Linked DNA regions of Homo sapiens: region 1 is linked to region 2. Evidence: chromatin contacts called from ENCODE Hi-C or POLR2A ChIA-PET data. All regions are on one chromosome and are shown on one strand. The core of a region is the stretch at or near the end of the contact, and the rest is flanking DNA. Distances in the headings are between cores, read along the strand shown.

Region 1 (5,937 bases), core at 203-2,702, 80 kb after region 2:
TTCCTCCCTGCTTCCAATATATATATATATATATTTTCTTTAGTTTTCACAAGTTTGATTACAATGTATCTTGGAGTAAATTTTCTTAGGTTGATCTTGTTTGGGGTTTTCCCAGCTGTTGACTTTGTAGGTTTATGCCTTTTGTCAAATTTGAGAAGTTTTCATCCATTATTTTATTGAATACTTTTTAAACCCTGTTTTGTTTCTCTCTCTTTTTTTTTTTCCAGAACACCGGTGATGTGTTAGACCTGTTATAATCCAATTGGTCTCTTTATTTTTTCATCCTATTTTCTGTCTTCAGGTAGAATAATTTCGAGTATTCTACCTTTCAGTTCACTGATTCTTACTCCCTCCCCTCCATTCTACTGTTTAATCCATAGGTTGACATATTTATTTGGATCCTATGTTTATTTTATTTGCTCATCCTATGTTTTGATCTTTGAAAATCTATTCAGATCAAATGAGTTTGTCAACTAAGAAGGCTTTGCATTAAAGGGAAGATTTGGCTACACCTAAAATCACTGAACTTACATTGAAAACGTTGTCCTGCCAGTGTGTAAGTGCCAGATAAAGCCCCTTGATTGGTGAGAGCAGAGTGATATTGACCCACATCGGCATCATACAAAGTCCAAAGCTATTGGTCAGTTCTCCTTTCATACATGAGATAGATTGCCCAATATCCTTGTTCATCTAATAGTTTCATGCTTATCTGTGGAATGACTCTGGACTGGGCTGCTTATCTTTCTTAGTCTGACTTTTGTTCTGACTGGTGAACCCTGTTTTGGATTCTAGTTTTAGTGTTGTTGACCTCTTTTCTGCTAGTACTCACACATGAACTATGCTCTGTATGCTCTGTAGGTTTGATATTTGCTTTTTCTCTGCTCAGAGTTCTATTTCCTTTTCTCTTTGATTTCAATGAGGCTTTCAAAAAATATTTCAATTTCCTAAAGAGAATAATTTTCTAAATCACTGCTATTATGGAGTTGCCTCTATAATTATTTCAGCATTAAATTTTATTTTCTGTACAACGACAGCATTACCACATGATCTAAAAGGACCCCCTTCTTGAAATGATCTTCAAGTCAATCCTGTAGGGATGTGGAATCCAGTGGCCTTTACAAGGTGTTGGAATTGTGAAGAAATTTCATATGTATATTGTTTTTTGAGCCAACTCATCAAGCTTGATATAATAGAGCACAATTATCCAGAAGCTGTGTGTACCGAGTACATTTTCCCTCCTATGAGTCTGGGAAATGAATATTATTAAGACAATATTGGAAAAGTTTTACCAATACTGACCTCACCCAACTAGAGAGTGAGTAGTAAATGATTCACCTTTAGAAGTAAATGAATCTTTTCAGATAACTTTGGTACCTGGTAGTATGCCAGAGATATTCATTGCTAAATGAGTTAAGCAATTTATAAACAAATTTCCCTCAACTTCAAAAGCACACACTGCTAAATACTAGTCTGATCAAGCTCATCTCATGCTATATCAAACAGAATCCAAATACACCTTACGTTAATTGGCTCTCACATGAGACATCTTTCTGTAGTGCCCAGGGATTGCAAAATTTTTGTCAGCAGCTTTTGGGAGAGAAACTTTATGAAATTTGAACATATTTTATTATTAAAAATTAGCTTTTACAACTAAAAATTTCCCTGGGCATTGATTTTATCTTCAGTTGATTACTCAGTGTCACATCACTAGGCAAAAATTCCCTGGAGTTCAGCTACCTCTTGGTCACATTTATTTTGTTAAGAATATTTAACTGAGGACTATGTCAAATATTTGCTGTCTTGTTCTTTGAAACTTAAGGTATATTTTAAACCTTACCTAAAGCAATTGTAGGATACTTTTTGCTTTGGATTTTTATAGGCTAATAAACTTCATATTCACAAGTACTAAAGTAAAATATATATATATATATAATATGTGAAAAGTTATTTAAAGTCCAGAAGAGCATAATAACATATTAAAACCATTTTATCACTAAAATGTAAAACATATTAATATAATTATCATGCACTTCAATGCTCATTTCTTTTAGTTAAAAGAGAATAACTTTCACAGTTTGCTTCTGAATTTAGGAAAATGGCAGTTAAGTTGCTTATACAATTCTTGGGCCATGACTGAGAATTCTGTCATTTTATTTTCTTCTGACATGGATTGTTGCAGAAAGTATTGCTAAAGCCAGCTGATTTTAATTCCTTTGAAAGAGGCTTTCTCTATAACTTTAAAATTCCTTCTTTCTGCCTCATTCACTTTTTGCTTTTCTTCTGGGATTTCAAAGTTAGACTTCATGGTATCTCCTGTATCTCTTACTTTCTATTCTGTATTTTGCATACTTTAATCTCTTCATGCTTCATTTTGATTATTTATTCCAATTTTGCTTCCAGTTCACTAATTTTCTCCTTAGCTATGTATGATCTAATTTTAGACTCATTCATTGAATTTTTAGTATCAATTATTATACTGTTCATGTCCAGAAAATCTGTTTGGTTTTATTTTATAGTTTCTTTTTTCTTAGTTAAAGTTCTTAGTGTATGTTTTTCTTGTATCTTTGGACATATTATTAAATGCTTAAAGTCTGTGTATAAAAATTTCATAACCTAGGTGCCCTGTAGCTCTAGAACTGTTGTCTCTTATTTTTCTTGGTTTTAAAATACATTGTTGGGTTATTCTTGATTGTGCTAAACAATGTATATGAAAAACTATAAAATTAATTTGAAGCACCAGATAGTGTCATCCTAGACCTTATTAATTGTATGTTTTCTTTTGGCTAGGGATACCAGTAATCCCAGATTATCTCATTCTAATTATAGAAATTGATACAATATGAAGCCATACTTTAGCCTCTGCAAAGATTGAACCACTTCTGGTTTATCTTTATTCCTAAGGCTCAATCTTTGGAATCCTAACCCAAAATGTGGTGTATTTTACCAGAACTAGTTTGTTCCTGTAGTCAAAAAGGCTTTCAAAATTGCTGGATAGATTTCTTTTCTTTTTTCTTTTTTTTTTTGAGAAAACCCCAGAAATTCTGGATTTTATTTATTTATTTATTATTTTATTTTATTATTATTATACTTTAAGTTTTAGGGTACATGTGCACAACGTGCAGGTTTGTTACATATGTATACATGTGCCATGTTGGTGTGTTGCACCCACTAACTCATCATTTAGCATTAGGTATATCTCCTAATCTCCTAATGCTATCCCTCCCCCCTCCCCACACCCCACAACAGTCCCCGGAGTGTGATGTTCCCCTTTCTGTGTCCATGTGTTCTCATTGTTCAATTCCCACCTATGAGTGAGAACACGCGGTGTTTGGTTTTTTGTCCTTGCAATAGTTTGCTGAGAATGATGGTTTCCAGTTTCATCCATGTCCCTACAAAGGACATGAACTCATCATTTTTTATGGCTGCATAGTATTCCATGGTGTATGTATGCCACATTTTCTTAATCCAGTCTATCATTGTTGGACATTTAGGTTGGTTCCAAGTCTTTGCTATTGTGAATAGTGCTGCAATAAACATACGTGTGCATGTGTCTTTATAGCAGCATGATTTATAATCCTTTGGGTGTATACCCAGTAATGGGATGGCTGGGTCAAATGGTATTTCTAGTTCTAGATCCCTGAGGAATCGCCACACTGACTTCCACAATGGTTGGACTTGTTTACAGTCCCACCAACAGTGTAAAAGTGTTCCTATTTCTCCACATCCTCTCCAGCACCTGTTGTTTCCTGACTTTTTAATGATTGCCATTCTAACCGGTGTGAGATGGTATCTCATTGTGGTTTTGATTTGCGTTTCTCTGATGGCTAGTGATGATGAGCATTTTTTCATGTGTTTTTTGGCTGAGTAAATGTCTTCTTTTGAGAAGTGTCTGTTCATATCCTTCACCCACTTTTTGATGGGGTTGTTTGTTTTTTTCTTGTAAATTTGTTTGAGTTCTTTGTAGATTCTGGATATTAGCCCTTTGTCAGATGAGTAGGTTGTAAAAATTTTCTCCCATTCTATAGATTGCCTGTTCACTCTGATGGTATAGATTTCTAAAGATCAAAACATAGGTTGAGTGATGTCTCGCTAGCAAGCTTTTTCAGGATTATCTGAAGGAGACTGAGTGTTGCTTGATATTTGATAATCTTAGTGGGGGAGTCCAGAACCTAAAAATAAAAAAAATAATAATTTATGATATCTATATACTGGGTCAGAGCTAGATAGAAGTGAAGAAACATGTCTTGATCTGTAACTTCTCTTCTTTTATCTTAAGGAAACCGACTATATATGTGATGTGGATGTAGCCACAGCTCTGTGAGAATACACAAAATTTTATAGCTTTTTAGTGGGTTAGGAGGGACTCTTCTCTTACATTTCTCTCTTTATTTTCCCACAAGTTGGTTAGTTCTGGAATCTGGAAGAAGGCATGGGATTGTTTTGTAACTGTCTCCTGATGCTAAGGCCACTAAGGCTATCTCCTCCCCAGCAGTGACCTCACCTTGGCCCGACACTCATTAATTAATTTGAAGCACCTTGATTGTTAGTTTTAAAATCTTCTAGGGAAAGAAAAGTGAGAGTATAAAGTTGGCTCCACGTTAAGCATAGATTTTTCTTTAAAATTCTCTAAATATTTATTTAATTCTGAATGCTATATGATTGCTTTCATATTAATTTTTCAGTAGAGAAATTGAATACAATTCAATGAATTTTAATTTGATGAAGTACCTGATAAGATAATTTAAAAATCGGCTGGGTGCAGTGGCTAACACTGAAGTAATCCCAGCGCTTTGGAAGGCAGAGGTGGGTGGATCACTTTGAGCTCGGGAGTTGAGACCAGCCTGAGCAACATGGCGAAATCCCATATCTACTGAAAATACAAAAATTAGCCGGGCGTGGTGGCCTGTAATCCCAGCTATGGGGGAGGCTGAGGCTGGAGAATTGCTTGAACTCGGGAGGCAGAGGTTGCAGTGAACCAAGATCAGGCCACTGTAACTCCAGCCTGGGTGACAGAGCAAGACTCCGTCAAATATTTTACTTCAACTTTTACTTCAAGTTCAGGAGTACATGCACAGGATGTGCAGGTTTCTTACATAGGTAAACATGTGCTATGGTGGTTTGCTGCACACATCAACCCATCTAGGTGTTAAGCGCCAGTATGCATTAGCTATTCTTCCTGCTGCCCTCCCTCTCCCCACTCCACTCTGACAGGCCCCCGTGTGTGTTGTTCCCCACCATGTGTCTGTGTGTTCTCATCGCCCAGCTCCCACTTACAAGTGAGAACGTGCGGTGCTTGGTTTTCTGTTCCTGCATTAGTTCGCTGAGGATAATAGCTTCCAGCTCCATCCATGTCTCTGCAAAGGATATAATCTCATTCCTTTTTTATGGCTGCATAGTATTCCATGGTATATATGTACCACCGTTTCTTTATCCAGTCTATCACTGATAGGCATTTGGGTTGATTTCATGTCTTTGCTGTTATGAACAGAAGCACAGATTTTTTTTTATGGAGGATAATATATTTTTCTTTTGCTAACCTAATTGAGAAATTAGCTTGTATGTATTTGTCAGCATGATTTTCTTTCTGCAACAGAGCTTCCTGTGGTGTTCATGGGATGGAATTTTAGACCATTCTAAAATGTTGGTTTTCTTCATGTCTTGGAGGGGCTTAAGAGAACAACCATGCTGAGGGGATTTTGACAAATGTAAAATTGGCTTTTGGTTTCTATATTGAAAGAATTCTGTGTGCAAGACATTATACCTTGCAAATAGTTAGGAAATAACTGTTCAAAACTTTTCTCCAGTATATTTTTCACAACGATTTACTTGTGATTTTGAAGGATGGGTTAGAGTTGAGTGGTCTTTTGTAGACTGTGGAGTATTAAAATGGCCCAATCCCCCGTTTTATAAATCCCAAGACTCATTAGTATGTTGAGG
Region 2 (6,126 bases), core at 1,702-4,201:
TTTTGCTCTTATTCTCTTTAAATCTTTGAGAAGACATCTGACTAATCTAAAATTCAATTTACTGATCTGATATGAGAAATGAATGGCATCACGATAGTAATTTAGTTTTCAATTTGAGAGCCTAAGTGTCACATTTCAACTACTTAATGTGTTTAACCTTTTTTTTTTTTTTTTTGAGAAAAAGAAAAAGACTGGCACTTGGATCTTTGTTCTGTCAAATTCTAGGTATATACGTTTATTTTTTCAGTTCTTTGCAGTGAAAAATAATGACTTTTTAGGCACTTGAAACCAGGTAGAATAAATACAACTGTGAAGATTATTTTATTTTATAGCCAGCAATTGGAGAAACGAATTTTAATGTAAAAAGCAAATAGATCCTAGAGTGTAAAAGTTTTTTTTTTTTCCTCCAAAGTGAGGTCTATGTGTTGCTATGTCTGGGTGCATTGGGGAATTGCCTTCTGATTTCATTCTTGAAGTATACAAAAAATTATTTCAGTGTAGGTAAGTACTAGGAAAAAGCTAAAATGAGAAGATACTCTCTGAGTTTTAGTCTAGGTTGGAGATTCTGAGGCTTAAGCATTTCCAAAAATGAAATAATTCTTGCAAACTCTCTGCATACTCTGTGATTTTATTTTCCTAGGGGGAAAGAGACTAGCTGAGGTGGCTTCCTGGGCAAGGCAAGGGCGAGGGCGAGGAAAGCTGGCGTGTCCCAGGGCGTCCAAGAGGGAGGAGAGTGGATGTGTTGTTTCCATGGACACACCACTGCTCCACTTTTCCTCTAGGTGGTGACAAATGTGACTGGATTTAGCCTGGTGAGGTGTAGGCTGGTTTATGAGAAATTTGTTCCCATAAACTTTTTCCAGTTTTTTCCCTACAACCTTTATACAAGTATATTACTTCCAAGCTAGAATTACTTTGTGATCTTACTTGGGAGATTTGTTTAATCCTTTCTAATGGGATATATTTAGGCTGATGGAATAATCCAAAAATTTTTTTAATCATCAAAAAAGCATACATCTGCATATTCAGGAAGCTACTTACTCTCTTGATGGCTTTTAAGACATTATGAGGATTTTCTGTCTCTATTTGCGTTTGGAACCTTCAGTGACTAAGATTCCTAGCCTTAGAAATAACTGTATACAGCCATATCTTTGGAACATGTGTGGCTTTGGTAAGAGTTATAAGGTACACTGGAGGGAAAAAGGGCTTGAGCGAGGGTGTCCCCCAACTGAAAGAGGCAAATTCAGAACAAGGGTCTACTTGTCTATTTCAATTAGCTAATTAGGAGATATAAGCATTAGAAATAGTGGAGCCTGTGACCACACAACTCACGCAGTCTAATAAAGTAACCTTTAGACAACAGCTGTAATGTAAAAGGCCCATGCCAAAAACAACAGAGCAGAGCCGAGTTCCTGTCCCTTAAAGCAGGACAGCTGAGATGGTGGCTGAGTTTAATGACAAAAAAGGACAAAACAAAACAAACAATAATCCCGACCAAGGTTTTCTGAAGAGAGGAAAATGTAATAATTAGAAGCTAGACATTTAACAAAGCATTGTTTTATGGAAAAGTGCCAACCTTATCAATAGACTTCTGGTGTCTTACTATTGGCTAAGAAGACATTTCAATTTACTGAATGTTTCCTGGGTGAAACTAAGATATTGTATCAATTAGTAAAAAATCTAAATTAGGATTAGCATAATTAGTTATGCAATGAAAATTTTAAGAACAACAACAAAAAATCCCTGATCTAGCATCAGTTTTTAAAAAGTACTCATTTTTTTCCTATACCTAATGTCAGTGGCAGAAAATGCTGAGAAATTGGGATATTGCTTTCCAAAGATCTTTTTCTTCTTAAAACAATTACATCAAAAGTTATAGCTAGGGATAAATGATTGTGACACAGATTTCCAAGTTACTGCCAAATACAGGGTTTTATAAAATTAAAAAGAAAGCTGGATCATTTAAGAAAAGTAATTTATTTCTGGCTTTGACTTTTTCCCGGAACAAACATAAAAAATGTACGATTTTCCTTCTCGGTATTAACAAAATATTTTCCAAATCCACTGCATGCACTGCATTCCTTTATCAGGATCTTATTCAGTTTGTGACTCTGCTGGAAACTGATATCTTAGAATTAATCTGATACGTGCTTTTACCTAGTTTTCTCTTGTTTAATGCTTAAATTACGTATATTAACATTCATTTTAATTATTTTAGGCTTTCTGGAACATGCTACCACACTACAAATATAAAGTTTCAGGTCATTTTTAAAATTTCTTTTTCTCTCTTTAAAAAAAATTCTAACTTTTTGAGGCATTCATAGCTTAAAAAAGTTTCCAAGTTGGGGATCTGTTTTTTTATCTAATGCCAGTCAAATGGACATTTAAGGAAAAACTGCATTTCTAAGGTACACCACAGAGTGTGAAAGATAGTTAATCAGACTGCCTTAACAGCTTTTGATTGTTGTTTAAAATGCAGGCACAGCCTTTTTGAAAATCAAGAACGTTTGCCCTGCACTCAGGTTCTGAAGCCCCAGAGTTACAGAGGGTCATGAGGGTTAAGAGAGAAACAGAGACTCGTCCATGAAGGCTGACAGTTCTGTTTTTCCACTTGCGAGGGCTCAGCGACAGGGGCAGCCGGCCACGGTCTGCCTTCCTCTAAGTAACAACGTTAATGAGTTATAACTGTATGCAGACTTACTGTGATGGCCTGGAGTCTTCCCTTCACCAGCTCAGCTTCTTCCATTCTAGAAGTCAAGGACAGTCAGACGGGGAAGCAAGTCCAAAGCTACCATAAATCAAGGAGCCTCCTGGGGGAGAGGAGCGGGGGTGACAGAAGAGAAGCAGGGAGAAATCCGCTCTTTGCACCAGTGGAGAAATAGAGAAATTCCCGACTTGTCAGGAGCGTCTCCGAGCAGATGCACAGATCAGGCCAGACAGACACATGTAATGAGGGTGTGCTGGGGAGGCAGACGCTGAGGCTGCTGGCATGAGTTGACTGACAAGTTTGAACGGCAGCGGCACAAGCCCTTTTCCTTCAGGAGCTGCCAGCTCTTTGTTGTAATGTGCACAGTTAGCAAGGCACATTTTCTTATTAACTGTTCCTTACCCAATTCATTATTTTCCAGGAGTGGCACAGAGAGCCAACACACTGAGTGTTTAATCAGCCTCTGCTCTAGCAACACACAGCCATCCCCGGATGTGTTGGTCTGTGTGTGTTTGTACAAAGCTCGTTTACCTGCTTGCTAGCTCTAGGGGAGAGAGCCTTACCTTGACTGAGGCAGAAGTGCCAAGTCACTTGTTTGCCTTTCTTCCACTGATTGGATTTGATAATAATACAACAATCTATAGCTACTTTAAACTTCATGTAGTGGTAAATTTACATTGGTTCGTTCTCCCCCGTCTACACCCCACCCCCGACCCCCCTGCTCAGCACTTTGTTGCAAACTTTGGAATCTTTAGGTCATGGAGAAATCAAAGGTGTTAATGTGACTATATTAAGAAGTTGGCCCACCAAGGTATTTAGTGTGGCTTAAGCACCAAGTGCCACCTTTTGTTATTGCTTGACTTGGATTTCTATGGAATGCAGTTTTCTTTCTTGGACGCTGTTCAGAAATGACACTCTTGGCTTTCAGGAAGGTGCCCATTTTGACCTCACCGGTTACGCAAGAGAGAGGAGTGAGCCTTTGAAAATGTGATGAGACATTTGGTAACTGCCTGGAGCCCGGCACTGTGTGAATATTCGCCCATCCTTTAGAAAAAGGCAGGCAAGCCCAGTGAGACTCTTAGGTCAAAGCAGAGGCTGGGAAGCTGTACAATTGGCTCTGTCTGTTTTCTTTTCCCTACAGGTTCTTTAATTAAATTTTGCTGAAGTAAATCCTAATTACCAACTACCTTATTATTATGTGTTTGAATGCTATTAAGCGCTTTCATATCAACATTCAGCTGAAGAGGTTAAAAGGACAACCCAAACATTGAACATATGGTTTAATTTCCTTTGCAGTTTTGATATTAGTAATAATAATAGCTAATATTTGTTGCATTCTTTCTACAGGTAAATGCATACTTGCAAAGTGCTGAGAGATAAGTGCTATAATCCCTACTTTAAAAATGAGGGAACAGGCTCAGAGAGGTAATTTGCCATATAGCTAGTAAGTAGCAAAGCCAGGATTGGAACACCAGCTGCCTGACTTTATAAGTGGCATTCATCAAGGACTGCCCAAGGACACGGGGCAAGGAGAGGCACAGGCTGAAGGTTAAGTCAGTCTTTATGAGAAGTGGTTGGACCCCCAGCCTCCTTCTCTGTCTAGCTCCTAGAACACTACAGCTGGGTGTAACAGCCTAAGGCAGAACGGTGTGGGAATGTCCTCTGGAGAAACTTATTGGCCCTACTGAGGTTTCCCCACATTGTTGACTGGAGTTCCCCAACCACAGAGCCCTCATTCTGTCAGTCACTATAAGGTGAAACCCATGTTTTAAGAGTCTGAAATTATACTTGAGAGTAGTTTGTCCTTGCTCATACACCCTCAGAAGGGATACTTAGGGAGACCAGAGAATGGGAGGATTGTTTGGATGTGTGCCAAGTTTGATTACTGTTGGAAACATATTTAAGTGTAAAAAAAATCAAACCTTCAAGACTTCTGATTATGTTTATTTGTAGATCCTGGCTGAAATTAAAGACAAGAAAGCAGTAATGATAAATATCTCAGTCAGAATTGCATATTTGGTGCCTAGAACAAATGGGCAGTCATCCAATTATTAGTCTGGATCTTTTCCTAAAAACAATTTACCTCTCAAATCTCATTTCTGCTAGAGGAAAACCCAAGATTTTGCTAGTGTAGGGGAGGACAAGATTTAAAAAAAGAGGATGGGAATTTAGGAGGGAGCAGAGTTGCAACAACTGATTGGTATCATCATGTGAGTGGTAGGCAGAAAAGGCTGGAGCTGGGAAAATCTGGGGGACCTGAGTGGAATCCTGGAGCCAGAGCTCTGATGGTCTTGACAATCTCCCTTGGACTGCAATACAGATTAGGATGTTTCCACTCAACTTCGCCTCCCTTTCTCTTTCACCTGCCTCTTAGACATGTCCAGCTCCAGCCTTTTCTGCCTGTCCTCCCATGTTCTCTCATACAGTCATTTCTCCTAATAAAATTCTGTACATTTAACCCATCTTGGCATTTGTTTCTTATAGGATCCAGAATAACATCATCATTTCCACATCTACTGTATTTTGTTTACTTAATCTTTTATTGTCTACCAGAATGTAAGTTCCAGGAGAGGAGAAATTTTGTTCAGACACCTAACACAGTGCCTGACACATCAGAGGTTCTCAATAAATATGTGCAGAATGAATAACAAATGCTTAAAAAATTAACAAGTATTAGTATTGTCAACTAAATGAATGAATAAACACATGATGAGACACATCAGTTGTCAGCAACCAAAGTAGTCCAGTGTTTCTCAGGAATTTTAGCATTCTTGCCATGCTCAGTCACTGGCTGGGAGTAGCCCCTGGGAAGCATAGCCTTGAAGCAAACATAGGAATGGATTTCAGAGTGAAACAGCTTGGGACTCTTGGGTCAATTATGCTCCTGGAGTTCAATGTCTGAGAGGCACTTTCTCATCAGCCATAGTGATAAATGCTATGGAAAGAAAATAGAGCAGGGAGGAGAATAAAGATGGCTAAGGCAGGGAATGTTGCAATTTAGAATTGGGTCACTAAGGTAGCCTCAGTGAGAAGGCAATATTTGAGCAAGGTCTTGAAGAAGAGGTGAGAGTTCGTGATGAGGATATTTATGGGAAAAGCATATCAGGAAGGGCCTGTGCAAATGTCCTGTGGTGGGCCATACCTGCCATGTTTTATGAACAAGGCTAGTGTGGTTAGAGAGCTGGGACTAAGAGAGGGTTAACAGGAAATTTGGTTGGAAATGTAACAGGTCCCAATTCATGCAGGGTCCAGTAGGCCATTGTAAGGACTTTAGCTTTTAGTCTGTGTGGGATGAGAAGGCATTGAGGTGTTTTAAGCAGAGGAGTGTTTTGCAAGTGTGAAACAGGAAGACTAGATAGGATGTTATTACAGTAATCCAGATGAGAGATGATGGTGGCTTGTGTCAAGGTGGTAACAAT

The links. Hi-C counts contacts between places; a loop is a spot of excess contacts on that map. ChIA-PET counts read pairs that join two places held with the same protein, here RNA polymerase II (POLR2A). Pooled maps may share reads with other maps.
Region 1: a loop to region 2 is called in a map of HepG2, with 6 times the contacts of the local background. The contact joins the enhancer-like site here to the promoter of PALMD in region 2. A Hi-C loop is called at or near these places in 8 of 168 maps with a recorded cell type or tissue (Calu3, HepG2, PC-3 and 5 more) and 4 of 50 pooled maps. POLR2A ChIA-PET finds 5 or more read pairs at or near these places in 3 of 52 experiments (HepG2, MCF 10A and activated CD4-positive, alpha-beta T cell).

The regions. Positions count from the first base shown.
Region 1 is chr1:99,561,591-99,567,527 of GRCh38, reverse strand. No RefSeq gene overlaps it. Among named protein-coding and RNA genes, the nearest start is that of LINC01708, 77 kb to the right of the region's middle. Within about 2 kb of position 1,452, at least 2 of the 41 ENCODE cell types and tissues checked have a DNase peak (open chromatin) inside an H3K27ac peak, as active enhancers do; they include PC-3 and mammary epithelial cell, where a contact is called at or near this core.
Region 2 is chr1:99,642,938-99,649,063 of GRCh38, reverse strand. It overlaps PALMD (palmdelphin), which reads right to left and starts at 2,951. Exons shown (of 8, transcript NM_017734.5): 1 at 2,702-2,951. The coding sequence starts at 2,746.